Regions from separate parts of the Homo sapiens genome. Here region 2 is linked to region 1. A link is an interaction called in ENCODE POLR2A ChIA-PET data of the cell type or tissue named here. Cell type or tissue: Caco-2. All regions are shown on one strand. Each heading gives the region's core, and the rest is flanking DNA. Links, peaks and the distances in the headings are about the cores only. Region 1 has its middle 63 kb from the start of TIAM2. Region 2 has its middle 21 kb from the start of MIR1273C.

The links. ChIA-PET counts read pairs that join two places held together with the same protein. Peaks named below come from ENCODE experiments on the same cell type or tissue, not always from the same donor. Only the 100,000 strongest peaks of a DNase experiment are listed, where the experiment ranks them.
Region 2: POLR2A ChIA-PET joins it to region 1 with 16 read pairs; 4 of 35 experiments call an interaction of 5 or more read pairs at or near these places.

The regions. Positions count from the first base shown.
Region 1 is chr6:154,924,996-154,940,389 of GRCh38, forward strand. No RefSeq gene overlaps it. Among named protein-coding and RNA genes, the nearest start is that of TIAM2, 63 kb to the right of the region's middle. RefSeq lists a silencer at 13,590-13,765. In Caco-2, for the core only: no CTCF peak of the experiment used is centred there; a DNase peak (open chromatin) is centred at 7,046.
Region 2 is chr6:154,866,540-154,881,933 of GRCh38, forward strand. No RefSeq gene overlaps it. Among named protein-coding and RNA genes, the nearest start is that of MIR1273C, 21 kb to the left of the region's middle. In Caco-2, for the core only: no CTCF peak of the experiment used is centred there; no DNase peak of the experiment used is centred there.

The DNA of each region.
Region 1 (15,394 bases), core at 5,989-8,488:
CATCCTCAGCAGGAGAGAGAAGTCCAGCTGGTCCCCAGCACATTGCTCCCCTCTACCCTGTAAGCCTGCCGCGCCTCCAAGTCGGCTCACCTTTAAAGCCGGCTGAGCCACTCTCAGTAGAGGGGCTGGTGGCCTGCTCTGTAGCAAGGGCATGGGGGTAGTCTGGATTCCCCACATGGGACAACATCTGGTACTCTCTGGAAGCTTCTACATGTCCCCCAAGCATCCCTGCTACCTAGGTGAAGACTTGCATGTCAGAAGGGTTACCCAGCACGGAGCTTGCTTCTCGCACAGAAGCCAATGTGATGGTACCGGATGATAAGAAAAGATAAAGCTTTAATGCGAGTTGACTGGCCAGGGGACAGCAAGCAGTGCTCAAGTCTGTTCCCCGATCTGGGGTGGCGCGAGCCTCTGTGGCCTTTCTAACTAGTCCCAGGTGATGCCATGGCAGCGGGTCTGCCAGGCTTGTAGTGGGAACAGTCAGGAGGTTAAACTTTTCCCTTTGCCCATGCCTGGGCAATTCTGGCTCTGCATCACTGTAACACGGTTAATGTTACTGCTGTAATGGTTAGTCAGTTGAACTGGGTTCGGGATACAGAAGCACTTGGAATGGTCAATAGGTAAGCCTCAAAGAGGTTTCACAAAACCACACAGCTAAGATGGGGGGCTTTCTGATGTTTTAGAGCAGCAGTTCTGACTTTTTCCCCACCCAGGTACTCTTCTCTTTTTCTTTTCTTTTCTTTTCTTTTTTCTCTTCTCTTCTCTTCTCTTCTCTTCTCTTCTCTTCTCTTCTCTTCTCTTCTCTTCTCTTCTCTTCTCTTCTATTCTCTTCCTTTTTTGAGATAGGGGCTCGCTCTGTCACCCAGGCTGGAGTGCAGTGGCTAGGTCATAGCTCACGGCAGCTTCAAACTCCTGAGCTCAGGCGATCCTTCCACCTCAGCTAGGACCACAGGTGCGTGCCACCATGCCTGGTGCCTGGCTAAGTTTTAAAATTTTTTGTAGGTACAGGGTCTCCCTCTGTATCTCAAAGTGTTGGGATTACGGGCGTGAGCCACTGCACCCAGCCCCCACCCAGTTACTCTTACTGGCAAAGGAGAAAAACAAATCCCCTGTCCTCTGGGCCAAGGGCACAGCAGAGATTTGCCAAAAGCATGAAATAGCCTGTTTTATCACAAACCCCTGTGTGGCCATAAAACTATGTATGAACTTTACCCTTTATTCCTACCTATAGGTTTGTTTTAATATACAAGTCATGATTTGTGCTATATCAAACTACTTAACTCTCCGACCGCACCTCCTAGGAATTTTTAAATAAAATCGAGGCTATGGGAGGATGCTTGGGGTTTGTCCTACGGCTCTGTGTGACTTGATGTTCCCCAGCTCACACTTGGGGAAGAAGCATCAGTGGTGGCCCTGAGCTCTCCCCCGGGCCTGCCCTGCCCAAGTGCACAGGGTGCTGGGCAAAGTTGTTTCTGCCGTGCCCTGCTGGAACTTCCAGACAACTCCTGACTGCCCGATGGTGTTTGACCTTCCATGACTTTCTCCGGTCTTGTCATAATCTCCATCCTCCCACGTGGGTGCTTCCTTTTGGGTGTTTTCCTAACAGCACCATTGCATCTGTTGGAAAACAAGGTCATTAGCTCTCTGCCTCTTGTTCCTTCGTGTTTCTCCAATATCGTTCAAGTCTTGCAGACTTTCCTGCCAGTTTCCCAGCTTTGTTTGCCGTTTCAGTGTTCTGGGCAGAGGTGGAGACCTAAGCCCAACAAGTAATCAAACAAACAAAAACAAATAGAAGACTCAGAGCTGACCAGAGAGGTTTGCAACAGCATTACCTCGGGGGCTGCAGGTTCAAAGGTGTAAGCATGACCTCTGTTCTGATGCCAGGCTGGTAGTTAGGGGAAGTTTGGAACAAGATCACCAATCTCAACAGAACATGGTCCTTCCACATTTCCAGCATCAAGTCAGACAGGCAGCCTCACCATAGCTTAGGGCGGAGAGCGGGCATTGGAACTGTGCGGGTAGCTTTGGCTGAACCATGAAAATCGGGCAAGTGACTTAATCAACTCATCCTCTGGACTGTGCTTGTTCAAGTGTCATATGCACAACACCTTAAATTTGCTGTTGTTTTAAGTTAGCATACAACGTCCTGAATGATGGTTTAAAAAAAAAAAAGAAAAAAATGAATTTTTTTTCTAAAGTTGAAAGAGTGTAATAATCAGGGACACAAGGAGCAGATTTAGTGTTTTTTGTTCTTTTTATTGGTGTCCTGCTCTTCATTAGAGTCTTTTTTTTTTTTCTTTCCCGAGACGGAGTCTTGCTCTGTTGCCCAGGCTGGAGTGCAGTGGTGCAATCTCAGCTCACTGCAACCTCTGCCTCCTGGGTTCAAGCGATTCTCCTGCCTCAGCCTCCCGAGTAGCTGGGATTACAGGTGCGCCACCCCATGCCTAGCTAATTTTTGTGTTCTTGCTAGAGAAAAGGGTTTACTGTGTTGACCAGGCTGATCTCGAACTCTTGATCTCGTGATCTGCCGGCTCGGCCTCCCAAAGAGCCGGGATTACAGGTGTGAGCCACCGCGCCTGGCCCCATTAGAGTCTTACAAGCATAGATAGTATCAGTAGCACCAGCACGCACAAAGGCTCCCTCTGCACTGGGTCCTGTGCTCCAGGCTCTGTGTGCATTTTATTAATTCTCTTCACAACCCTCTGAAGTAGATTCTCTTATCACCCTAATTTTGCACATGGCTTAAGGGGATTAAAAAACTTCCCCCAAGGCCAGGCGTGGTGGCTTATACCTGTAATCCCAGCACTTTGGGAGGCCTAGGCAGGTGAATCACTTGAGCCCAGGAGTTCGAGACCAGCCTGGGCAATATGGCGGAAACCTCCATCTCCACACAAAAATACTGAAAAATTAGCCTAGTGTGGTTGTGTGTGCCTGTGGTCCCAGCTACTTGGGAGGCTGAGGTGGGAGGATCACTTGAGCCCAGGAGGTCAAGGCTGCAATGAGCTATGATTGTGCCACTGCACTCTCAAAACAAACAAACAAAAACCTTCCCCAGGTTCACGCAAACTGGGAAGTGTCAGAATCAGTCTCGAAGCTCTGGTGCCTCTGATCAGGAGTCTTTCTCTTGACCACTGTGTGACACATCCACACCCACCAGCTGTCTCCCTGGAGAAAGCTTACCTTTTCGTGTTCAAGATAAGGAACAATATCAAAAATGAACAGGAGCACCAGAATGCTGGAATCATATTATATTTCTGATTGTTAGTGTATTTCTAGCTTTGTATTACTTTATATTTAAGGAATACATTTAGTGAAGCACTGTTTTGTTTTTTGTTTTTGCTTTTGCTTTTTTTCTGCTAGAGAGTATCTTGACTTTCAGGAGTTAGAACTCACTTCTAATAAGAAGATATTTACATCCGTAATTTAGCTGGTGTATCTTCTGGATTGATTGATTTTATTACCCTGCCATGCTGGAAGTGTGAATTCAGCCAAAGCATACAGATTTCAACATTTGTATAAAGGCTACCTCAAGAGGGCGCTCCTTGCAAGCCGTAGAGTTGTTTAGTTCTCTCCGGGCCTGACACTTGATTTTGGAGAGTATTTTCAGAGACTGCATTGCAATCCTGCATGAGTACAGAGGAAATTCATGGAAGAGCCATGAGGAAACATAACAGAAGTGCAGAAATCTGAGTCTTTAGGATGGAAGTTGTGAAGTTTCAGGGATTTCAATTTTTATAAAGATTAAAGAAAAACCTCTCAATTCTTTTCCTGTATAGAATCATAGAAGGGCTAGAAGAATTGCTTTTCTCTATTTTTAAGGACTTGGTAGGAGTGACGGTGGGAGAATTCTCAGCTCTTCTAGATAACCAATTACATCATTTAATATATTGATTTGATATCCTGAGGCAGATGGTATTAGGGTATTTGTTTTTGTTCTTTTAAAAATCATATTAGGGCCAGGTGAGGTGGCTCATGCCTGTAATCCCAGCACTTTGAGAGGCCGAGGTGGGTGGATCACCTGAAGTCAGGAGTTCAAGACCAGCTTAGCCAACATGGTGAAACCCCGTGTCTACTAATAATACAAAAATTAGCTGGGTGTGGTGGTGCACGCCTGTAATCCCAGCTACTTGGGAGGCTGAAGGTAGGAGAATCGCTTGAACCTGGGATGCGGAGGTTGCAGTGAGCTGAGATCACTCTATTGCACTCCAGCCTGGGCGACAAGAGCGAAACTCCATCTCTAAAAAATAAATAAATAAATATCATATTAACTCTTCTAAAAAAAATACAAAGAGGCACAGCTAAAAGGCAATAGGGAAATAAGAATGGAATTCTAAATAATGTTTAATTAATCCAGAAGAAGGTAAGAAAGGAGCAGAGGAATTTAAAAAACAGATGAGAGAAACTAAAAATAAATTCGAGCAGCAGACTTAAATGCAATCACATCAGTAGTTAACATTAAATATAAATTGACCAAACGGTCCAATTTAAAGACAGAAATTGTTAGGCTGCAGAAATAAAAACCCAACTCTATGCTGCCTTTAAATATAAATACAGATAAGTTGAAAGAAAAAAGATGGAATATGTCACACAAACAGTATGTTTTAGAAAGCTCGAATGGCCATATTAATATACAATAAAATAGACTTCAGGATGATATTACCAGAGGTAAAAGGGACAATTGTCCAGGAACATATAAGGCATAAAACTGTGTATGTCCAGTAATAGAGCTTAAAATACGTGAAGAAATATTGACAGGCCAGGCACCATGGTTCGCATCTATAATCCCTGCACTTTGAGAAGTCAAGGCGGGAGGATCGCTTAAGCCTAGGAGTTTAAGATCAGCCTGGGCAACATAGTGAGACCCTGTTGCTACAAAAAACTAAAAACTAGCTGGGCGTGGCAACACGCTCCGGTAGTCCCAGCTGTTCAGAAGGCTGGGGCAGGAGGATCTCTTGAGCCCAGGAGGTTGAGGCTGTAGTGATCTATGACTGTGCCACTGCACTCCAGCCTGGGCAACAGAGTGAGAGCCTGTCTTAAAAAAAAAAAAAAAAAAAAAAAAGGAAAGAAAACAAAAGATTGACAGAATTTACAGGAGTAATAGATAAATCCACCATCACAGTTGGCGATTTTAACATCCCTCTGTTAGTAATTGATAGAACAACTAGACAAAAGCACATTTATTCATCTAAATTGGCCATCCATGGTGGGGGCTGAGCTGCAGTCAGCTAATGGGTACTCTGCTCACGATGGTTTCTACTTCGTGTTCCTGGCTAATGAAGAAGCAGCTGTCTCAGCATCCTTTGTTACCCAGAGGACGTCTTGAGATTGATTACAGTTACTCCAAGGGTGAACCTGAGTCTTTACCTTGGCAAGCAAGTTATGGAGGATTTCCTCTTTACTCCAACACTTGAGATCAACCCTGTCGTCTAGACAGGATGAGTTTCTAGTGAACAGAGTAAATTGCTTCCACTCAAATAAGGCACCTATCTCCAAGGAGCACTTTGTAACTACCGTTTGCTACAACCCCAGGCTGCCGGGGAAGCAGGTTCCTCTGAGAGTCCTCAGTTTGATTACACTGATGGGCCCTTGAGCGCAGAGATTAGAGTTTTACCTATATAGTTAAGTGACACTTAAAGTCCAAGACCTATTATCTTCCAGCCATCCACTTCAGGACCAGATTAAATTCGGCTAGGACTGCTTAATAGGATTATGGAAACACAAGGACCAGCCTCATCCTCCTAGCTCCAGGCAGATTCCCCTCACCGCACCACTTATCAGTTCTCAGCCTAACCATCTCCTGAGAAGAGAATTTTTCAATTTCCTGCATTGATAGGATTTAACAGATTTCCGGGGCTGAGAAAATGGGGGCTTCCCACATTGTGAACGCTCTGTCTGGGTAACACAGAGGCCTTGTTTAGGTGAAAGCATCTTGTGTTTCTGTGTCAGTTAAGCCATGCGTGGTGATGGAGGCAGCACTGTCTGGACTGGTCTCAGAGCAATTCCTTTTTTTTTTGAGACAGGGTCTCTCTCTGTCGCCCAGGCTGAAGTACAGTGGGATGATCTCGGCTCACTGCAACCTCCACCTCCTGGATACAAGCCATTCTCCTGCCTCAGCCTCCCAAGTAGCTAGGATTACAGACATGTGCCGCCACGCCAGGCTAATTTTTTTTTTCTCTTTTAATTTTGATATTTTTAGTAGGGTTGGGGTTTCATCGTGTTGGCCAGGCTGGTCTCAAACTCCTGACCTCAAGTGATCCACCCGCCTCGACCTCCCAAAGTGCTGGGATTTCAGGCATGAGCCACCATACCTGACCCAGGTACCCAACTTTAAAGAAGAAAGTTTGGTCACAATACCATCTCCTTTTTAAGGGATGAATTGTTTAGGTTCATTTGGCGGTTTTCTAATCTTAACGTTCCGTGGCTTAACATTCAGCACTGAGAACTGAGGATTTGAATTCTGATTTGAGAACTTGATCTGATGAATGTAATGAAGGCATTTCTTTCTCCACCTCCCTTTCCTGGAGGTGCTGCGTACCTTTGCCTTTACTGTATCCTCAGATCAGCTTAGTGGGGCTCCTGCCTGTAGCGAGAAACTAATACCCTCTGTCAAATCTCCTGTATGCATATTTTTAAGCTCCAGATGAACGTTCCTTTTTAAAGAACTTTTACAACAGATTTGTTGTAAGACGTTAAGCTAGAAAGAAGTATTATCCTACACTGCTCTTATACTCTTGTGTTTGGGGTTGGTGGCCTGATTTTTCTTTTGAGGATATGTCTCATCGATGTAATTCTAAAACAATTTTAAACCCACAGATTAAGAACATATGTTTCTTCATGGCACATGTTGAGAAAGACTTCAACTCATTCTGCAGTCTTTACTGAAGAATGTCTTTAAAGCAAAATTGCAACTGGTCAGCTCTATTATCTACAAATTTTATCAAGTCTTGACCCAGAGAGTCAGACCAAAGGCTTATCTGACCTTGTATTCTTCCTCTGACAAAGGCCCCAGTTTTTTCAATTGTTGTGTGGGAAAGGTGGGTGGGGTGGGGAGGGTGATGAGGCGGAAAGATGTTTTCCTTCCCTTGTGTCAGTCACAGAATGTCAGGAATGTTCCTCAAAGGTAGATCTTCAGCATGACCTTTGCTAACTCCTTCTTGAATTTATTTATAGTTTATCTGCTACCTCTTGGGACATAAGTTTCAAATGCTTATTATCTGCAGTAGTACAGTACTTCCTCTTTTTGTCCTAAAATCATTTCTTTCAAGCTTCAAGGAGCACCCTGGGTCTCAGTATTTGGAAGCGATGATTACATCTGTATTTTCTCCATTCGGTTCAGCTTGATCCCAGAGGCTCTGATGGTATCTGCTCAGCCTTTGTCAAGACTGAGCAGGCTAATTTTAGTTTAGAAAATGGAAATTTTTCAAAGGAAACTTCCTCCACTAGACAAATTGTTTTTGACCTGAGGTTTTGATCAGGGTACAGTGGTCCTCATTGTTGAAATGCAGGAACACTTCTTGTTGACCGCTAACAAAGGGTTAAACATCACGGGCAGTGTTAGAACAAGTTAAAAACAGAACCTATCCAAAGCATATAACGTGCACTCCAAAATAAGCCAGGCTCGCTCCTTGTTAATGGGATCATTGCAGACATGCCAAATTCTACAACTAGTCAATTGTATACATATGGTAAAACTTTTCATACCATTCAACATTTGCTGCAATATGATTTTAATTACATACAGATTGGGTAGCTGGAAGAAAGCACTGGAATTAAATAGAAGAAAGTTCAACACAAGCTCTTTTATAAGCGGCCCTGGTTTAGGTTAGGATGTATGCAAATGACTGCCAGGGACAGGAAGAGGAATGTGTGGTTTGGAGGACTCTGGGGATGGGACATGACTCATCTTCAACCTGGGAACACAGTTGTTTATCTGGAAGGGAGAGTTTACAGAAACGGTGATTATATTCCTTTTGAAGTTGCAACTTATGCTGATGCTTGCACCTTGTTACTTACATTCTTCCTTCCCAAGTATAGGGTAGTCTCTGCAGACAAAGTTGCTCTCTGGGCAAAAATTGCATTCAGTTGGAAAAGTGGTGGGGGTTGGATATGAGAGAATGGTACTTCTGAAAATGGTACTTCTGAAACTCCCCCCCCTTTATTAGGCTGTGTTTCTTGTTTCTTTGAAGTTAATTTTACATAATGATTTCAAACGTGGTGCTGTTTATTTTATGCAAGAAAAGAGCTGGGAAGCACATTTTGTTTCAGATTCTGAAATGGCGATGGCCGTTGTGGGAGCGTGGATGGGCCTTTGCCTTTTACAGAGGGGGAAACCGCCACTCTGGAATGTGCTTTCCTCAAACTTTCATGGCATATCTTTGGTTTTTCTCATAACTTACTGGAATGGCTTTTACTGACTAAATATCTTTTTGGTGAGCCGCTCTGCATCTCAGCTTTCTCTTTTGTGAAATGAAGATAACATCCCCCAGCGCTTACTTCATGAGGTTTTTGTCTGAAGAAGTTTGAAGACTTCAAGACACAAAACCTGACTGAACTGCAGAGCCTGCGAGCATCTCCCAGGGAAAAGATGGAGTTAGTGTAAGAAGGATGTGGAACGAGCCCTGCTTTCTAGAACCAGTCCTGTCATCACAGCAGGCCATCTCCAGGATGGGGATGGGGGTGCCGGGAAGCTTAGTGTAGGGGCCAGCAGAGGCTCCAGGGAGAAGGGGACTGGGCCTCCTGGGAGCCCCAGTCACAGAGTGGGTGAGCCAGTGGATCCCAGGTGTGGGGGAAGACAACAGACCCACCCCAACATCATCTTTGGCCAGGAAACTTCATTAGCAGTTTCCACCTGCTCTGCAGCCTCTTGGCTCACCTGGATGTGGCCATAGCAGTGACAAGCATCTGTATCCATGCTCATCCGCCTCTCCCGGTGAATATTCATGTACAGAAATGAATCTGCAGACATACACACTCTAGTCTACTTCTCTGTCGTTTGGGCTTTAGCTAAGTCATTTTTTCTTGAGAAAGTCACCAGTTTTAGCCTAGAGGGAGTTGTGGACTTATGATCTATTTGATTAAATAATTAAGTTATTTATTTACATTTCTCCCTAATAAATATCTGTAGGTTGGAATATCTTACTTTGAGGGAGATGGCAGGACTAACTAGCTAAAATGTAGCCTCTAGTTATGAATTTCTTGAGGGCAGTTTCCACATCTTACCCTCTTTTGCTGGGTAAGTAAAGACTAGATGAATAACTCTAAAGTTAATTTCACTTTGTCGAAATGGATTTTTTAATGGATTGCTTAATGTGTTCAGATATATACAATAATGACATCTACCAGTCATACAAGTAAGTTTCTCCCTGTTTCAAAAGAAAGGAAGGATGGAAGGATAAAAGGAAGAGAAGGAGGAAAGTCATTTGTACTTCATTTCAAATAGGAATTCCTCATTTCTTCTTTGGTATTTACACCAGTGGCCTTAACATATTGATCCCAAGCAAAATTAAATACTTCTAGAAGCCACTTTTACGGAGCCCCAGTACTCAGTTATCAAGTCCTAAAGAAGCAGGAGATACTGAATTTAGCTGCAGGGGATCTTTTGCTGTGCAAGGCACCCCAAAGAAGTCACGTTATACATAGAGTGCCACCGTCCTGTGCCCACTTTGCCATCTGCCACCTCCCTTGTTGAGACCACAGTTTTCTGGGGTCTGGGCTAAACTCAGCCACACAGAGACCATCTTCCCTCACATTGGGAAAGGGGACAGGTGCATGGGGGTGAGACGGGCTTGATCAGCACGAAGAGGCTGGCTGCTTTATATGCGGTGTGACTCAGGCCTCTTGCTCCAGGGTCTGACTTCCCTCTTGCTGACCTTTACCACTTTGCCATTGGGTTCCTAACCCACTCACGTGCGAAGAGAACGCCAGACAGTAACATAGGGAAGGGCATTCTAAGCACTGGAGAGGAAGTAAACATGTGCGGGTGTCTAAGAACATGGCAAATTTTTGGATAACAGAAAGTTTACCATTGTTGGAATGTAGGAAAAAGGGATGAGTGGGAATTTACTGGATATAAGGCTGGTGCGCCAGATCGGGACCAACTTGCACTCACCATGGTCAATTATCATGATATATTTATGTGTCTGTATCTCCCACTTGTTTGTACCCTGATATCTAGGAATGGGTCTTACTGACTTTTTCCAGTAATTCCTCAATTCCATGGTGTTTTTACAAGGGCCCGGTAGATTTTTCTTGAATGGATGACTGAGTGGATATCGATTAGTATTGGAAGTCAAGTTAGCTCAGACTGACAAGCTGAGCGGACTATAAATGGGTTATATACCATGGTGATTTGTTTGGACTTTATCTCCTAGGCAATACATATTCATTAAAGTTTCTAAAACAGAGGAGTGACCTAAACCTATCGGTGTTTTAGGAAGTAATTCTGGCTATAATGTGACAGATTGGTTTGTGAGAGACTAGAAGTTGTAACAACGGTTAAGAAACTAATATAATGGCTCAGAGGAGATAAGAGAAGGCCCGAGAGAATAGAGACTTGAGAGAGACATTTATAAGGCAGAATGTGGCCAGGCGTGGTGGCGCGGGCCTGTCAGCCCAGCACTTTGGGAGGCCAAGGCAGGCGGATAACTTTGAGGTCAGGAGTTTGAGACCAGCCTGGCCATCATGGCAAAAACCCATCTCTACTAAAAATACAAAAATTAGCCGGGCATGGTGGCATGCACCTGTAGTCCCAGCCACTCGGGAGGTTGAGGCACGAGAATCGCTTGAACCCAGGAGGCGGAGGTTGCAGTGAGCCGAGATGGGGCCGCTGCACTCCAGCCTGGACAATGGAGTGAGACTCTGTCTCAAAAATAAAATGAAATAAAATAAAAGTTTACAAGGCAGTATTAGAGCCCAGCCCCAACTTTTGGTGAAATCAAAGATCATCGTTGGCTGGGTGTGGTGGCTCATGCTTGTAATCCCAACACTTTGGGAGGCCAAGGTGGGAGGACTGCTTAAGCCAAGGAGTTTGAGACCACTCTGGGCAACATGGCGAAACCCTGTCTCTAGAGAAAATACAAAAAAAAAAAAACAACAAAATTAGCTGGGTGTGGTGATGTGCACCTGTAGTTCTAGCTACTTGGGAGGTTGAGGTGGGAGGATCATCTGAGCCCAAGAAGTTGAGGCTTCAGTGAGCCATGATCATGCCACTGTACTCCAGCCTGGGCAACAGTGAGACCTGTCTCAAAAAAAAAAAAAAAAAAAAGATCATTGATGCCTCAAGTGAAATTAAGTATGATTTTCAAGTATATTTATATTCAAAGAGGAAAAGGAAAAGAGATCTTAGCAATTGGACACTAAACATAACTGATTGATGTTCATTTAGAATAATGACACTTAGTAAATAAGCATTGGGTGACCAATAAGATTTACATGGACATGCAAAAGAACTGATCTTTATAGGAAACAGAATATGCATATTGCTTTTATAATATACATGCTTTATAAATACATGAGTGAAAAGTATATGCTGGTGTAATAAGTATTATCAGGGCTGCTGCATGTGGTCTCACAGGTTGTGCACTGCACAACTCTAGGGCACAGCATTAATAATAGCAATAGGTCACCTACACCCCATATGTCCCTTTTATCCTTCAGCTGAACAAGTTCATGGACTGCTGCTTTGAGTAATAAAGATGTTTAGGATGGGAATTTGATAACCTTGTGAGGATTAATCATCTGATAGAAGCTTCTATGGTCAGGTCATTAGTGTTAGGTGTGTGTTGATTAGGAGTAGAGGACGTCTTTAAAAAATGAGAGAAGTTTTTCTCCTTCTAAAAGACTTAAAAAAAAAAAAGGCAGAATCTTACTCTGTCTTCCATACTAGAGTGCAGTGGCGTGATCTTGGCTCACTGTAACCTGCATCTCCCGGGTTCAAGCGATTCTCCTGCCTCACCCTCCCAAGTAGCTGGGATTACAGGAGCCCACCACCACTCCTGGCTAATTTTTGTATTTTTAGTAGAGACGGGTTTTTACCATGTTGGCCAGGCTGGTCTCGAACTCCTGACCTCAGGTGATCCGCCCACCTCAGCCTCCCAAAGTGCTGGGATTGCAGGCTTGAGCCACAGTGCCCACCCATAAAGGACGGACTCTCGCTCTGTTGCCCAGGTTGGAGTAAAGTGGTGCGATCCTAGCTCACTGCAACCTCTGCCTTCTGGGTTCAAGTGATTCTGGTGTCTCAACCTCCTGAATACATGGGACTACAGGCATGCGCCATGGCGCCTGGCTAATTTTTTAGTAGAAATGGGGTTTCGCCATGTTGACCAGGCTGGTCTTGAACTCCTGACCTCAGGTGATGTGCCTGCCTTGGCCTCAAAGTGCTGGGATTACAGGCGTGAGCCACTGCACCTGGCCTCTTCTACCCCCTTCTGATGACAGTGGCCGAATCAAGCGTTTTTGTTGGTGGTGATGTTTTAAGGCTTCCTAGTGTGTAGCGTGCCCCACGCAATGATGCTCGGTGTTTCTGTGTCTTGTTCAAAGTGAGTAATGCAGAATGACACGTGGACTCAGCCATTAGAAGGAATGGATTCACAGAAGTGGATGAAGAAAATAGGATCCCTGATATTCTTTCACAACAATCATATGTTGCTTTAAAATTTTTGTGGATTTTGCTCACATGCTTCAAGGGGAACAGCTCCAAAATGTGACAGCCCAGAATTTAGGTTTGGCTGGCTCCTGGCTATGGCCCGCTGTGACTGGGGTTTCTGAACCATCACAGCAGTTCTCAGCGGCCCGAGACTCAGCCGGGAGGATGCAGAAGGCTCTGTGTCAGAGCACAGCGCCCTCCTGGACGTTACTCTGCTGAGACCTAGTGGAAAGGAATGAAGCCTTGTTGATTTCAGAGCAGCCCAGACAAACTGCATTGTAGACAATCTCCAGGTTCTCAGCCCCTTGAGATCCAGTTGCCAAACTGTGGTCTGGAATGGGGCCTGGGCACAGCGCAGGTAGTGTACAAAGATCTGTTTTTCTCCCCACACATTCGTCTAGTGGAAACATGTCAGGCCTCCTCCTCCAAGGCTGTGCATTTATTTTAAAGAATGTTAGAGAGGAAATATATTGCTTACCATCTTCCTCCCTCTTTGGGAGTGTTTATTGTGATTGGAAATCATTCTAGTCCACGTGGCTGTGGTGTTCCCCCACTCTCTGTGCTCTATGTTAAACGGGCCTCTGTGCAAATAAACAGAAAAGGGCAACGTTTTTTATTCAGCTACAGAAGAAGGAGTGAAGTTAGACTCTGGAGAGCTGGAATCGCATAACCCTGGCTTGTGTGCTCGGCGGCGCGCTTTCTTTTCTTGCCGCTGGAGTGAAGCCAGAAGGTACAGTAGGGTCCTTAGCCAGTGATGGCCCAGAGCCCAGACTCAGGTATTCTGCAGTGAATGGCACTGCTGGCTCTGCCTCGCCGTTTGGTAGAATTTACCTGGGGTTTATCTTGACTACTCCTGCTGGGAAAGGACATTTTGAGTTGCTCTGAACTTCATTAAAACCTAAAAGTAAGAAACAAAGCTGAAAAACTTGTGCATTTTGGATATGAAACATTTTATTTTATTTTTATTTATTTATTTATTTTTGAGACGGAGTTTCGCTCTTGTTGGCCAGGCTGGAGTGCAATGGAGCGACCTCGGTTCACCGCAACCTCTGCCTCCCGGGTTCAAGCAATTCTCCTGCCTCAGCCTCCTGAGTAGCTGTGATTAGAGGCATGCGCCACCACGTCCGTCTAATTTTGTATTTGTAGTAGAGACGGGGTTTCTCTGTATTGGTCAGGCTGGTCTCGAAATACTGACCTCAGGTGATCCGCCTGCCTCGGCTTCCCAAAGTGCTGGGATTATAGGCATGAGCCACGGCCTATTTTATTTTTTTATTATTTATTTATTTATTTATTTATTTATTTATTTATTTATTTATTTGAGATGGAGTCTGGCTCTGTCTCCCAGGCTGGAGTGCAGTGGCGCGATCTCGGCTCAGTACAACCTCCGCCTCCCGTGTTCAAGCAATTCTCCTGCCTCAGCCTCCTGAGCAGCCGGGATTACAGGTGCCCGCCACAACGCCTACATTTTTGTGTTTTTAGTAGAGATGGGTTTTCACCATATTGACCAGGCTGATCTTGAACTCCTGGCCTCAGGTGATCCACCCTCCTCAGCCTCCCAAAGTGCTAGGGTTACAGGTATGAGCCCCTGCACCAGGCCCAGCTTATGACTTTGTAAGAAAGAGCAAACCAACAACCCAAACTGTGAGCAAGCTTAGAATAAAAAGCGAGGGCTCTAGTGGCAGGAGGGTCTGATTTTCTGCTCTGGTTCTGCTACTGTGTGACCCTGGGCAAGTCATTTAGCTTCTCTGCTCCTCTTACTTCATCCATCAGATGAAGACAATAGGACTTACTTAGTAACCAGAGTCCACCCACACTTCTGTTACAAAGAACAATTGTGATTAAACTCTCTGCCTTATTATGAATGTTGATCCTTGAACATGTTAGTTAAACCTGAGTCCTTGGTTTGGAATTAAGATGTGTACAAAACCACATAATCAGGAAACATTGAATACACTTTCATTTACTTTTAATTTATTTATTTTAATTTTTTTTGTAAAAATAATAGAGATGGGGTCTTGCTATGTTGCCCAGGCTGGTCTCAAACTCCTGGACTCAAGCAATCCTCTCACCTTGGCCTCCCAAAGTGCTAGGGTTACAGGTGTGTTACTTTTAGTATTTTACTTGAAAATAATGTATTAGCATTGACAATAATGAAAATGGTGAATACTTACAGGATACCTTTTGGTTCATGAAGCAGTTTCTCATGAACTATTACCTTTGTTTCTAAATGAGATAAAAAATCATGCCCTGGCCAGGTGCCGTGGCTCACACCTGTAATCCTAACACTTCGGGAGGCCAAGGCAGGTGGATTGCTTGAGCCCAGGAGTTTGAGGCCAGCCTGGGCAGCATGGCAAAACCCCGTCTCTACAAAAAAATTACACAAATTGGCCAGGCATGGTGGCACATGCCTGTAGTCCCAACTACTCCGGAGACTGAGGTGGGAGGACCACTGGAACCCAGGAGATAGAGGCTGCAGTGAGCCATGATTGAACCACTGCACTCCAGTCTCGCTCTGTCACCCAGGCTGGAGTGCAGTGGTGCGATCTTGGCTCACTGCAACCTCCGCCTCCCGGATTCAAGCGATTCCCCTGCCTCAGCCTCTTGAGTAGCTGGGGCTACAGGTGTGCGCCACCACGCCTGGCTAATATTTTGTATTTTAGTAGAGATGGGGTTTCACCATGTTAGCCAGGATGATCTTGATCTCCTGACCTCATGATCTCCCCTCCTTGGCCTCCCAAAGTGCTGGGATAC
Region 2 (15,394 bases), core at 4,922-7,421, 60 kb before region 1:
GCCCAAAATATGAAAGGAAAGAGAAGACATTTACAGGTCTGCAGAAGCAGGGCCCCACAAGGTGGCTACAGATATTATTATGTGGGGCAGGGGTAGGGGAGGGAGGCAGTAGGGAGTTGTATGAAAAGTTTAGATCATTTTTTAGTAAAAACTCCATCTTTTAAGGGCGAATTATTTAAAATATGTCCTTATAGGCTGGGCGCGGTGGCTTATGCCTGTAATCCCAGCACTTTGGGAGGCCAAGGTGGGCAGATCACCTGAGGTCAGGAGTTCGAGACCAGCCTGGCCAACGTGGCGAAACCCTGTCTCTACTAAAAATACAAAAATTAGCTGGGCATGATGGTGCACGCCTGTAATCCCAGCTACCCGGGAGGCTGAGGTACGAGAATCGCTTGAACCTGGGAGGCAGAGGTTGCGGTGAGCCGAGATCGCGCCACTGCCCTCCTGCCTGGGTGCCAGAGCAAGACTCCATCTCAAAATAAAATAATGAAATAAAATATGTTCTTATAGTTACTTGTATAGCAGTCATATTTTCCCTAAGTGCTGGTTCCTTAGGAGCAAGGACTATGCCTTGTCACCCTTGTATCCCCAGCAGTGCCTTGCATGTAGTACAGCAAATATGGGCTGATTAATTAATAAACAGAAATAGTGAGATGTGCCATACACATATGCAAGTCCTAGTTATCAAAGTTAAATAAAAATGTCTTCATTTTTCCCAATTCATTACTCTTACTAAGCAATGAATAATTTCTTGAAAAGGAACTCTGTTACATGTATTCTGGGCAAAAACTGGCTAACTCACTAGTTCACAGCTATTTTTATTATACTTTGTTAAAACAAACAAAATGGGCAAGATTAAGGATGCTGTATTCTCCCGCTCTTGGAATGAAATTTGGTTTGAGTGTTCATCACTGAAAAGTATCATTTTAAATTCTTTTCTACTTCATTTTCTGCAGTGGAAAGTTACGGAAATACAGTTTGAAGGAAATAATTTCAGCCTACAATAATTAAAAATATTGCCATGGGTTTTTAAAAACTGATTTTCCTTTGAACTCTTGTACAGTATTTTGATGTGCATGACAAATAATGACATATATGGAGGCTGTCTTTGACGTCAGCATCTCACTTGGCATTGTTTCACATGCAGGTAAAACTTGCCTATTGGAAGTTTCTTTAAATGTAATAAACCTACCTACAGTTTATTTCTGATAGCCTTTGGGATTTAAGAGAGAAAACCAATACTTTAATTGTTTTAAAATCAAGGAAGCAAAATATCTGTGGGAAGGTGAGCTACTTAGCATTCAACAATGCAAAGTTTCAAAGCATTTTGCAAATTTTAAATATACGCTATAATTCTTCTATAATTGGTGTCTTTGGTACTTTTTGGGTAAATTGGAGTTATTCCAAAATAATTATATTTTATAGCACTTTTGACACCATAACACTTAGCAGCAGGATTTTTAAATTAAAGTACTGTTTAGTTCTTTGCATTCTGTGATATTATGTGTATGGACAACTTTAATTGAAATGTCTAATTCTGGTAGAGGAGGAGATCTCATTAATTGAAAATTATAAAAGGTTTCAAAAAGTAAGTATTTTTAAAATTGTATCTTTTCTTTTTGGTGTCCTTTTCAAAGAATAAATATTCTTAGTTGTGCCTCCGAAAATCACTTACGGAGCAAATTGCACTTCGGGATTCTATACTTGTACCAGTAGAGGTCACTGTGCACCTATAAAAGGAAACCCAGTGCTTGCTTCTAGGGATGAGCTAGTTATCCTAGAATGTTATAACTAATAACATGAGCTAGTTATCCTAGAATGTTATAACTAATAACAATCATTGATATTTCTGGGAACGTAACCAAATTCCCACCCCACTCCCACCTCACCTCTTAACAAAATCACTTGCCTGTTATCTATCACCTGAGAGTCACCTGTTACTGTCTGTCCACATAATGGAAGCGTATTCTGATGAGGTTAAGTAGAGCCCCGGCACACTGTCTCATAGTATACTTAGGTGAATCAGCCAAAGCACCAGAAACTATGATTTCACAGAAGCAGCCATTCAAACTCTCAGTTTCAGAGTTTGAAAGAACTTTAACATTCATCAGATTCAGCATCTGAGATGGGGTTGGAGACTTTTTCATCTATTCTTAACATTTAATTTGCAAATCCAAAATTGTTTCAAAGGTATTCTTTTCAGTACTGTCGTCCATTTAAGAATGAGATTTTACTTATTAAAACTGTTTAGACGTTTACAGTATTATAGTGTCCATGCTACATAGTGTTTGATTCTCTGAGTGTCCAACAAAATATTCGTAGAATATTGTTTTATATGATTATCGCCACAGAGGTTTCTGATAACAGAGGAGTATGTGAGAACTGAACAAAATGCTGGTTTGTTATAAAACTGCAATGGTGCCCTTACCAGATAGTCAAAACAAATGTGTAAATCTCCAATCAGCCTTGTGCAATGACCCAAGTTCCTGTGAAGGTGGCTGTAAAAGGTGATAAAGGAATGTCGTGAATGGAGCAAGCAGCGGGGAATCATAGACCAATGTGATTGGGCCTCAGTTTACAGAAGGAGAATACAATGTAGGTGCTTTCATGGTTCCCTTCAGCTCTAACACTCTCATCTTCAGTGCAGAGGGCACATTGCAGTGGTTAGCAACATGGGTCCTGGAGAGAGTGCCTGGATTTGAGTTATGACTCTGCCACTTAGTAGTCATGAGGTTATCTTATAGTTATCCTTTCTGCACCTGTTTCGACATCTGTAAAATGGGCTTGATACTAGTACCTGCCTCATAGCATTGTGGTATGCAGTCATTGAGTTATATAGGTAAAGTACTTAGAATAGTACATAGAATGTAGTAAATACTCAATCTGCTATAATTGCATACCCATTTTTTTCCTAAATAGAACTCATGCTGGGATATGGTAGCTGAATTCTTAAACCTCACTCTATTGACTGCTCTCTGAGGATCAAAACAGAGTATATTCTGTGTTTTCACTAACTCTTAATGAATAACATCTATGTCAAGGAACCAGATGTGTATAGAATCTTTAATGATTTAAATTTTCTCTACTTTTTTTTATTTAAAGCTCTTCCTGTGCTCATTCTTGTACAATGAGTTTTTTTTTTAAATCTGGAATTTTTTCTGTGGAGTACATAATCACATTTTTAGTTGCTGTTTTTAGTGACTCATATTGATGCTTTTTTTGCAATTAAATGTCCTAGTTTCAGTGAAAGTCACAAAATACAGTATTTTTTTCAGTATTTCTCTATAGCATTCCAATTTTTATAGTATTTTTTCACATTAGAAATCTGTTAGGTCATTTATAAGGCATTTGTGCATTTGTCTTCAACAGACCCATTAAAAATTTTAAAGCAGTAATTTGATTATTCGTATTTGGACTCTCTATTAACTTTATTAACTTTCTTTTTTTTTTTTTTTTTGGTGGGGGTGGTGGGGGGACAGAGTCTTGCTCTGTCACCCAAGCTGGAGTGCAGTGCGCTCCAGCTTACAACCTCCGCCTCCCAGGTTCAAGCGATTATTGTGCCTCATCCTCCTGAGTAGCTGGGACTACAGCCGTGCGCCACCGTGCCTGGCTAATTTTTTTGTATTTTTTTAGTAGAGACAGGGCTTCGCCATGTTGCCCAGGCTGGTCTCGAACTCCTGAGCTCAGACAGTCCGCCCGCCCCTGCCTCCCAGAGTGCTAGGATTACAGGCGTGAGCCACCATGCCTGGCTTAACTTTCAAATTCTATGTAATCAAAGTTTATTACCCACATACCAATTCGTAGTGAGGGAAACCAATATCTGGCACAGAAATATATAGACACATTTTTGTAGGTATAAATTTGGTCTTGAAAGGTGAGACTGATACTAGCTAAAATTTTTATGTTCACTATATACTTTTAAACCCCGTATCCCTAAGCAATTATCTACATAGTCACTGCCTCTATGTAGGTGGGATAAACCAACTGTAGTGAGACATTTTGGTTCCAACTTGCTATCATCTATTATAGGTAGGTGAACTGGCAGAAAAATTACCCAAATGTGATGTCTCATAAACATCTGGCCTTTCTTTAGGGATGGTCAGGTTTCCCTAGACTAGATGGAAGGCCATGAACTACACCAACTTTCTGATTAACTTAAGAGCCATATATTTCTTAGGCCAAGGGTGTTAATAAGGTTGACCATGGTATTCCTTGAAATTATATGCCGTATTACCATAATACCCAAAAATCCGTGCTCAGATTTTTTTATTTTTTTAAAGATGGAGTCTTGCTCTGTTGCCCAGCTGGAGTGCAGTGGCGCGATCTCGGCTTACTGCAGCCTCCGCCTCCTGGCTTCAAACAATTCTGTCTCAGCCTCCCGAGTAGCTGGGATTCAGGCATGTGCCACCATGCCCGGCTAATTTTTGTATTTTTAGTAGAGATGGGGTTTTGTCATGTTGGCCAGGCTGGTCTCAAACTCCTAACCTCAGGTGATCCACCTGCCTCGGCCTCTCAAAGTACTGGGATTACAGGCATGAGCCACCACACCCGGCCTGTGCTCAGATTTTTAAATGAGTCACATGTGTGAATACTCCCTCTCACCACCTCCCCCCCACCCCAAAACACACACACACAAAGGTGAAACAGCCTGGAATAAAACATTCCGTAGTACAATATGATACCAGCTATTTCTTAAACATGATTGTATTTTAACTTCTATAAATCAGCTATCAAAGACAGAAGTAGGCCTCTTTTTTGTATGTTTCCCCCAGCTATATTAGGGTCTGTTATGTGTAGTGAGTCCAGAATGCTGAATTATGTCCAATAATCCAGGTGGTCTAATGGCTAGGAGACAGAAGGAACTTCTCCTGGAATATATGGCATCACCACCTGTTTTATAAATCTAAGTTACAGGTTGGTTTTTTTACAAGATAAAAAAAAATCGGCTGGGCAGGTGGCTCACACCTGTAATCCCAGCACTTTGGGAGGCCGAGGTGGGTAGATTGCCTGAGCTCTGGAGTTTGAAACCAGCCTGACCAACACGGTGAAACCCCCGTCTCTACTAAAAATACAAAAAATTAGCCAGGCGTGGTGGCACGCGCCTGTAATCCCAGGTACTCTGGACGCTGAGGCAAGAGAATCGCTTGAACCCGGGTAGCGGAGGTTACAGTGAGCCGAGATCGTGCCACTGCACTCCAGCCTGGGCTACAGAGTGAGACTCCATCCCCCACAAAAAAAAGAATAATTACTTTTCACTGCTTTCCAGGTATTTTATAAGTTTAATAACTAAGACTATTGGAGAGAACTTATTTTAGTTAACAGAGTGACATTGTATTGAGATATATTTTGCAAATAATTTGTTTATGGAGGCTCAGGAAATAGAACACTATTTAGGTCACTTTTCAGTAACTTTTTTCCACTATGATAAACTCTTGTAACTTTTGGAATATTAAGGTTTTTTATTGTTGTTATTGTTTTAGACAGGGTCTTTCTCTGTCGCCCAGGGAGGAGTGCAGTGGCATGATCTTGGCTCACTGCAACCTCCACCTCCCGGGTTCAAGTGATTCTCCTGCCTCTGCCTCCCGAGTAGCTGGGATTACAGGCATGCACCACCACTCCTGGCTAGTTTTTGTATTTTTAGTAGAGTTGGGGTTTTGCCATGTTGGCCAGGCTGGTCTCGAACTCCTGACCTCAAGTGATCCACCTGCTTCGTCCTCCCAAAATGGTGGGATTACAGGTTTGAGCCACTATGCCCGGCTGGAATATTTTTACTCAATATTTTCCTTCTTTAAAATGCTTAAATAATACAGTAATTTTATTGCATATTAATAGAAGTATTTGAAGGCAAAAATTAATTTCTTAAATTTATGCTTGGGGATGACTGGCATTTCTTCTGGGTATATGGAAGCTCTAAGCTTGGAAAATACTCTGTATCATTTTAAAATTCTAAACTTTTAACCTGATTAAGACTTGAATGAATGTATCATCCCTACACTGAATGCATTCATTTATTCAGCAAACACATAGGCACCAGGCACACGCTAAAAGAAAGCAAGGTCTCTGCCCTTGAGGAATCCACAATGCAGTCAGGAAGGTAATTACTGGACAGAGTGATTGGCGCCATGGCAGAGATGTGGCAGCGTGCTGTGGAAATGCATCCATGAACCGTGGAAAGGGGTGGAGTAGGGAAGGCGATTAGAGAAATTGGCACTTGACGGGCGTCCTGCAGCTTGCTGGAAGTGAAGTGCATTTGCAGGGGTTACTGGAAGGCATGAAAGGGTATGGAGTGAATGGAGGGCAGGGAGTAGCTCTGCTTGGCCCCTCCGGTTGTGAGGGGCCCTCACTGCCCAGCTAAGAGCTTGCAGTTTCTCTTGTAGGCAGTAGGAGTCTATCAGCAGCAGGTGCCCTGGTTCAGATTACAGATACATTCTTACCTCCTTAACTAGCAGAGTCATGTGAAACAGGAGTGGTCTCAGGAAAAAGGCTGAGAAAGCCAGAAATTGTCTTTCAATTCCCCCTCTATTTTGGGTCCCAGTACCCCTTTCTGCATTTTGGAACATCATCTCCTTAACCACCAGAGCCTTTATCACCTCCCCAGCCTTGATCAGAAAGGATCATATGCAAGGTCAAAGGGAGAAAGAATGATTTTACCTTACCTTTTTTATTTTACGCGAACATCCCCTTCCTTCTGCCCAGACCTGTTCCACATGTAAAATTTTAGCTACAGCATTTTAATTTAGGGCATTTGGATGCTGTATGGGTAAAGAGCGTATCTTTGGAGCCTAATTTCTGTCTGTCCCTGGTCTTACAGCATCAGGCAAGTTACTCAGTTGCCCTGTGCCTCAGTTTTACATCTGTTTCAGAAGGTTATAACATCACATAATAGTGTGATGATACTTAGAATAGAACTGGCACATGGTAAGCATTTTAATACATGGTAACTATTTTTTTTTCATGATCTAGATTCTAGAGAAAAATGAAGACTACAGACTTTAGGAGTATCAGACCCTTCTTGTTGTTAATATTCATTCTTAAGATTTGAGTATCCTAGAAGATATATGGAAATGGAATTGGGGAGGGAAGCTTTAGATTTAAAAGTCTCCCTCTCTTTTTAGCAGTACTTGAATTTCAGGAAAGCATACATTTCACAATATGTGTGTATTGCTAATGGGCTGGATATGGGATAAAACTAATGAAAGCCACGCCTTTGCCGTCTTGCATTATTTATTCAAAACCAGACAGCAGCTGGGCGCAGTAGCTCATGCATGTTATTCCAGCATTTTGGGAGGCCAAGGCAGGAAGATCGCTTGAAGCCAGGAGTCCAAGACCAATGTGGGTAACATAGCAAGACCCCATCTTTTAAAAATACATATAAAAATTAGTTGGGCATGGTGGTGCACACCTGTAGTTCCAGCTACTCAGTTGGCTGAGATGGGAGGATCTCTGGAGCTCAAGAGTTTGAGGCTGCAGTGAGCTATGATTGCCCCACTGCACTCCAGCCCAGTGACAGAGCAAGACCCCATCTCTAAGAAAAATAAGCAAAATAACTGGTCCAAAACCAGGTAGAAACATGGTTCTAATTTTCTGTCCAGGCACCGTGGCTCATGCCTGTAATCCCAGCACTTTGGGAAACTGAGGCGGGCGGATCACCTGAGACCAGGAGTTTGAGACCAACCTGGCCAACATAGCAAAACCCTGTCTCTATTAAAAATACAAAAATTAGCGGGGCATGGTGGCATATGCCTGTGATCCCAGCACTTTGGGAAACTGAGGCGAGCAGATCACCTGAGACCAGGAGTTTGAGACCAACCTGGCCAACATAGCAAAACCCTGTCTCTACTAAAAATACAAAAATTAGCGGGGCATGGTGGCACATGCCTGTGATCCCAGCTACTTGGGAAGCTGAGGCACAAGAATCGCTTCAACCTGGGAGGTGGAGGTTGCAGTGAGCCGAGGTTGCATCACTGCATTCCAGCCTGGGTGACAAAGTGAGACTGTGTCTCAAAAAAGAAAGAAAGGAAGAAAACCAGATAGCATTGTTGTGCATAAACATGTAGAAAAGTAAGGAGGGAAAAAAAGTAGCCATTCAAGAAATAAACCAGTAGCAAGGACTGGGTGAACATATTTGTGTAGGGATATTATTTGAGGGTGTTACTACTCAAGAGTTCATGTGCTCTTTTTACTGTGCTGGAAGAGGCAGAGGTAGAGACAAGTCTCTGTGGAGGAAAAGGAGGGCGCCTTGTGCTGAGAGAAGCCAAGATTGCCCTCGAAGAAGTGGCTCATGCTAGGGAGGGAGGTGACTTGGAGGTAAATGAACTGAAGCAGCTCCCCGCAGCCCTGGATACCCTTGAGCATGATGCTGAATGCAGCCGTGGATACCCCTGAGTGTGATGCTGAATGCAGTCGTGTGCTGCAGGTGATGAGCAACATGGTTGTAGTGAGAGGCTCCAAGCTCTGTGGAACCTTCACATTCTTTTATTAGAGTTTGTCTTGCAAGAGGAAGGGCAAATAATAGCAGGCTGTGAGGCTGAGTCTGGAGGCACAAAGTCTGTCGGAGATTCTTGAATGAATTGGCCTTGGGATTTAGCAACTTTGTGGGTCATAGATCAAAGAAAATTAGAGCCAGAAGGCAGTGAAAGATTTTCCAGCCCATGAATAAGAACTCAGTATGTCAAATTGGGGAGAAGAGGAGGGAATTTGAAAAGCACATTTAACGTGCTTTGTTTCATAATGCAAAATAAAGCTTTTTAAAATCGTCATGGTTGAGGGAAGATATGTGGAATCTGATAATGTGGCAAATGATTGTAGGGGACTTAGGTTAGCAACAGTTGTGAAATGATGACAGCTCGCCTCTCTGCATGGTTTCATCTATAAAGCAGGAGTGAAGATAGGTGTTTACAGTAAGCATCAAATGACATGATAGGGCAAAAATTCCTTGGAAATTTGGGGAAACTTAATACAGCTTTTGCAAATGAATGGTGCTGTTTGTTTTGTTGCTAGAAATCACATTCTCAGTGTCAGGGAGTTGAAGATAAAACAGAATTCCCTCGGGTTCTTTTTAAGTGAATGAGCGAGAGAAAAGGGGCATTAGAGATTGAGTTGCCAGGCTTCACAAATGAAAATACAGGACACCCAGTTACTTCTGAATTTCAGATAAATAATGAATAATTTTTTAAATATAAATATGTCTGAAATTTCATCTTAACCGGGCATCCTGTATTTTATCTTGCATCCCAATTAGAAACCTAAAATCACAGCAGAGCCAGGACACGGACTGATGGCTCAATGTCCTAGAATGTTTATGGATTTCACCTGTGCCCTGGGCCTCGCTGGACTTTTCTAGATATCTACAAGTGGCGGCTTGCTCTCTTTCTCCTCATCCCAGTACTGTGGAGTGTGGCTACAAAAGGTTTGAAGGCGTTACTGATCATTGTGGTGGTGTCAGTGATATTGTATAATAATTGTAATAATTTCTACGTATTGAGTACTTGCTATACTGGATGCTTTACGTAAATTAATTTATCCTTATAACAACCACATGAGAATAGGCACTATTATTTCACTTCACAGATGAGGAAACAACCAGTTTAGCCCAAGTTACACAGCTAATTTGGGCAAAAGGTGGGTTCTAACTGAGGAGTGTCTGATGGCAACTCCTGTGTTCTTAACATCCGTTCTACATGGTTTGGATTAAGAGAGTTTGTAGCTGACCCTATGATGGAAATTCATTGAGGGCTTGTGTCCTTTTTCTTCATGATCTGTGATGTGAATTTCTCTTCATAACCAGACTGTGTGTTCAGATCCCAGGCTCTGCCATTTGTCTTTTCAGATTTTGAGTTATTTCACTTTGCCTAAAATAATACTTCATCTTGCTAATGAAGCCTGTAGATTTCAGCATGAGATGCATTCTTAATAACCTGGAAAAGTATGTAGGGACGTACAAAATCCTATGTGGGTCTGGATCCAGCATTTATCTATTGACTATACACAGATTTTGTAATGAGTTATATCAAATTAAAGAATGGAAATCCTTGTTGAAAAATATTTTATCAACCAAATTATGTTTAAAGCTATTTTTATGTTCTTTCAGCTCACTGACATGTAACCAACTTCTCCATCTGATTTCACTTCTGCCGTGTTCTTGAAGATTTTAAAAAAGGGGACAGTTGGTTGACTATAAAACACAGAATCTATTTGTATTCAAGATCATCGATTTAAGTTTGACAAACTAAAAGAATGTAATGTTCTACTCATTTGTATGGCCAGTGTCTACCCAGTAAGCTTTTTCAGTCTGGAACATTTTTAGTTTTCCTAGTGATTATAGCTTAGATTTCAGCTGTATTGAATTTCTAGAGAGATTTTTAGTGCAACTAAAACTCATGTTAAAACTCATGTGTACCTTGACCAGCTTTCACCATGTGAGCCCTCTTCTCCCCAAATAATTGTGTCTCTTGGACCAAGTTCAAAGCTCCTGAGAGCTCCTGTGTGCTCTGTGTCCTGCAAGGCTTTGTCTTTGTCATCTTTTTCATTTTTAAATCTACACTTGACAGCTGCATGTGACATTTGGGAAATTGCTTTCAAAATCTGGCATTTGGGGTTTAGTAGCCAATTTAAATATATAAGAAAACCATATCTTTTAAAATTTTTTCAGTTGAAAGCATTTGCATTCAGTATCTTTTAAACAAGGAATAAAATGAACGAGCAAGGACAAAAGGATCCAATATTGTTTAGTATCTTTTGATAACATTTTGGTAAGATGCCTGAGAAATATTCCAATGCAGTTCAATACAATTCTCCAATAGAAACTCAAAATATAAAGTGACAGCTGTAAATTTGAAGTAGATAAATTGTGAAATCTAGGAAATTAAATATACATGTTTGGTACCATTTTTGCAGAACCCATTTATATGTAGGTTCTTAAGTAGAATTACGTTAAGTAATAGTAGTAATAATAATAATAAATAATTCATTGGAGAATGATCAGGAGAGAAAGTTTGCAAATTAACGACGGCAGAGCAAGTGAAGGAATTCCATGCATGTATAAATAATTTTGCCTTAAGGTTTGAAACTGTTGTCATGGTCAGAGGTATTTGCTGTTGCTTTGCTAGATCATTTTTTTGCACTAATTATTGTGGAGTCCTTTATCAATTTGGGAACCTATGAAGCCAGTTTTGCCAGTTTGGCTGTGTATATCCATGAGCTAATTTTTAGATATTGCTGGTAGCAACTTGATATCCCCAGTGCTTAGCAAAATGCCTGACCATGCCTAGCTCTCAGTGAATATTGTTGAACTGAAATTAAATGGCCTGGTGGGAGTGTTCATATTCCTTATAATTTAAAAGGGAAATAAAAAGGTATTTCTTTTCACTTTACATGTCCTCCTTAAGAAATGTAGGAATAGAAAATTTGAGATTCTGAAATATTTCAGTGGGGCCAGGCACAGTGTCTCACGTTTGTAATCTCAGCCCTTTAGGAGGCCTAGGTAAGAAGATAGATTGAGGCCAGGAGTTTTGAGAGCAGCGTGGGCAACATAGTGAGATCCTGTTTCCATAAAATGACATAATAAAACTTTACATCCAACTCAATATTAGAGAGAGATTTTGGCAGAGTCATCTTCTTCCACTGTATTTTTCCAATAGGGGAAATCCCACTTTTATAATTGAAATCAGTGAGAAAAAAATAAAATAAAATTTGAGGTATAGTGAATTTTACTAGAATATGTTCCCCTACAGTAAGAGTTATATCTACAGAGCAAAGTGTCTCAAAGAATAGACCCACTGAATATAAACAGCAAAGCATTTTGGAAAATGTGTTTATACTCAGTAGTTTGTTTAATAACTATTTATTGAGTGTCTGTTATTACCATTTAAAATTTCAACTTTTAGGTTCATGGGGTACATGCGCAGGTTTGTTGCATGGGTATAGAAGTTTTTTTTACAGTAACTAACAGTGTTGAGTCCGGTTGTCCTGGCTTTTTATTTTCCTGTTAATTTGACTTCCATGAGGGTACTGTACAGAGACATTTTTGGCTAAAAGATTCTGGCTCGAGAATCTTGCCTGGTTACTGAGAAAAGTTTAAAGTTATATGGAAAAAATCTTGTAATTCTCCAACCCACATTTTCTGCTTCCAATGAAGGTAAATTGTTTTATCTTTAAGCAATCTCTTAGTGGTGCCTTTGGAATCTGCCAGCCTTCCTCCCATTAGCATTTGTGCCTCTGATGGTATAACCTGAAATAGAACAGGGTCACTCCTGTGCCTTTGTTATGTTGAACTTTTACTCAAAATTTATCTATTCTTATTTAAGGCCCAAGATAAGTAGGTAAAATTCACTTTGGTCAAGCAGAGATTCTTTATCACATTACTTAAAATTAGCATGACTGAATGTCCCAGGTTGCCTCACTCTAGCATGCCTGTCACTCTAGCATGCCTGTCACTCTTCCATGCACAATACATTGTATGGTCATCACACTTTTAACTAGTGAAATCAGATGAATACAATACAGTAATCACGAGTCATACAACAACACATGAAATTTGAACCATTTAGAAAGGAGACAGGAGTTGTCAGAATTTGGCAGACGTGTGTCCCTATATACACAAGTATGGCGTGGGTATCAGCCAACTCTGAAGTGGAAGTCAGATGTAGCAACTTTCTGGTTTCTTTGAGGAGGATTGATAGGTAGCTGATGCCCCAGAATGGCTCTTAACCTTGAATTAGACATCTATTTCAACACACATTTGTTGAGTGCCTGTAGGTACCTGGTGCCATGGGGAGCAGTAGATACAACAGTGGACAGAGGAGATGTGGCCCCGCCCTCATGGAGTTGATCGGCCTTGTCCAAACTACATAAACAGGTCACTGTAAAACTTTAATTTTACTTTTAAACCAGAGGCATAGGCTGCACGTGTACAGTGTGCAAACTAAGTTATATTCTCCCCAACCTCATATCCTTAACACATCTCTTTATTGGACCATTAAATTCAGTGTGGTGCTTCTGCGTGAGGAAACAGCTTGGGAGTTGTGATCCAATGAGTCAGCTATGCATTTGGAATGGCTGATGCCTACTCTGCTAGCATCGTAGCCTTCAAAGAGACCATCAGAATGTTCATTGTGATGAGCACTTGAGAACAAAACAAACCGATGGTTTGGTTCCAGAACCATTTAAACAGTCAGGTACTTATTTAAAGTCACTTGCCCAGGACTTTCCTTTATTCCTAAACATGGCTGGTAAAAACCAGAAAGTGACTACCAGAGGCTCCTGCACAGCCAAGACGTTGTGACAAGATGGGTTTTGGAGGAGCAAATAGAGGATTAAAAGAGGCAGGCCTTTTGGGGAAGCCAGGCGATTGTGGCCTGGGGAATCGGTCAAGGAGGGTGTGAGCAACCAGGTCCAGGGGCTTGTTAGGGTGTGTCAGGCCTTCTGAGTGTTGGTGGGATGTGTGTATGAGTGGGCAAGAGCTCCCAGGTGTTGACAGGCAGATAGATGGACAGGGTCAGCAGGGCCGGCTTCCTCCTGGTCAGCATGATTGCAGACAGGTTTCTTCCGAAGCCCACGTGTGAAGTCCAGTGCAATGTATGCACTCGAGAATGAACTCAGCTTTATCTCTCAGACACCTTTTTAGGAATCTTAGTCATTTTATTTTATTTCTATTTATTTATTTTTTACTTATTTTTGGGCAGGGGGGACAGAGTCTCACTCTGTCACCCAGGCTGGAGTGCAGTGGCATGATCTCAGCTCACTGCAACCTCCACCTTCCAGGTTCAAGTGATTCTCCTGCCTCAGCCTCCTGAGTAGCTGGAATTACAGGCATGCACCACCATGCCCAGCTAATTTTTGTATTTTTAGTAGAGACAGGGTTTCACCATGTTAGCCAGGCTGGTCTCAAACTCCTAACTTCAGGTGATCCACCTGCTCGGCTTCCCGAAGTGCTGTGATTACAGGCGTGAGCCACCATGCCCTGCCTATTTATTTATTATTTTATATTTTATTATTTTATTTTAATTTTTTTGAGACGGAGTCTCATTCTGTCGCCAGGCTGGAGTGCAGTGGTGTGATCTTGGCTCACTGCAGCCTCCGCCTCCTGGGTTCCAGCAATTTTCCTGTCACAGCATTCCGATATTTATTATTTTTAATAGAGACAAGGTTTCGCTGTGTTGCCCAGGCTGCTCTCGATTTCCTGGGCTCAGGTGATCCTCCCACCTTGGCCTCCCAAAGTGGTGGGATTACAGGTGTGAGCCACCACACCCAGCCCATTTGATTTTCTAGTTCACAGTAATTACAGAGATGAGGCTAACAGTGTGTCCCATAGAGCAAGAAACTCCACCATCTAGTCCAGTGACTATACCAGCATCTAGTGCAGAGCTGACAGCAGCAAGCAGTAACAGCTTTACATTGTGAAATAAGACAGAAAACTCTTAACAAATAAAGACCAAAGACAAGCCAAGGCCTGGTATCTTACTATGTCCAAATTTGCCACTGCAGACTGAGTTGGATTTGTATTGCAGTTGTAATTGAAGTTCTGAAAAATTATCTTATGTGGAATATCTCATTACTCAACATTGCCAAAAACTGAAATTTAATGCTTATTGTAGACAAATTATCTAATTTCCAAGTTAGTTTTTATGTGTAAACACAACCAGAAATTCACTTTGAATGCTGAAGCCTGACTTTTTTTTTCTGGTTGATTTTCAAGGAACCAACTTATCTTTTTTATGTTTTAGAAATATGAGGGATATGGCTATGGCCTTGACTTTTTTGTTGCAAACAAGTTGGTGCAAAAGTAATTGCGGCTTTTGCCATTTAAAAGTAATGACAAAAACCACAATTATGGCTGGGCACGGTGGCTCACGCCTGTAATTCCAGCACTTTGGGAGGCCGAGGCAGACAGATCACAAGGTCAGGAGTTTGAGATCAGCCTGGCCAATATGGTGAAACCCCGTCTCTACTAAAAATACAAAAATTAGCCAGGTGTGGTGGCACGTGCCTGTGGTCCCAGCTACTTGGGAAGCTGAGGCACGAGAATCGCTTGAACCCAGGAGGTGGAGGTTGCAGTGAGCTGAGATTGCACCACTGCATACCAGCCTGGGCTGAACAGAGTGAGACTCTATCTCAAATAAAAAAAGAAAGAGGCAGGCCAGTCGCGGTGGCTCACACCTCTAATCCCAGCACTTTGGGAGGCCAAGGTGGGCGGATCACCTAAGGTCAGGAGTTCGAGACCAGTCTGGTCAACATGGTGAAACCCCATCTCTACTCAAAATACAAAAAAGTTAGCTGGGCATGGTGGCGCATGCCTGTAGTCCCAGCTACATGGGAAGCTGAGGCAGGAGAATCGCTTGAACCCCGGAGGCGGAGGTTGCAGTGAGCCGAGATTGCGCCACTGCACTCCAGCTTG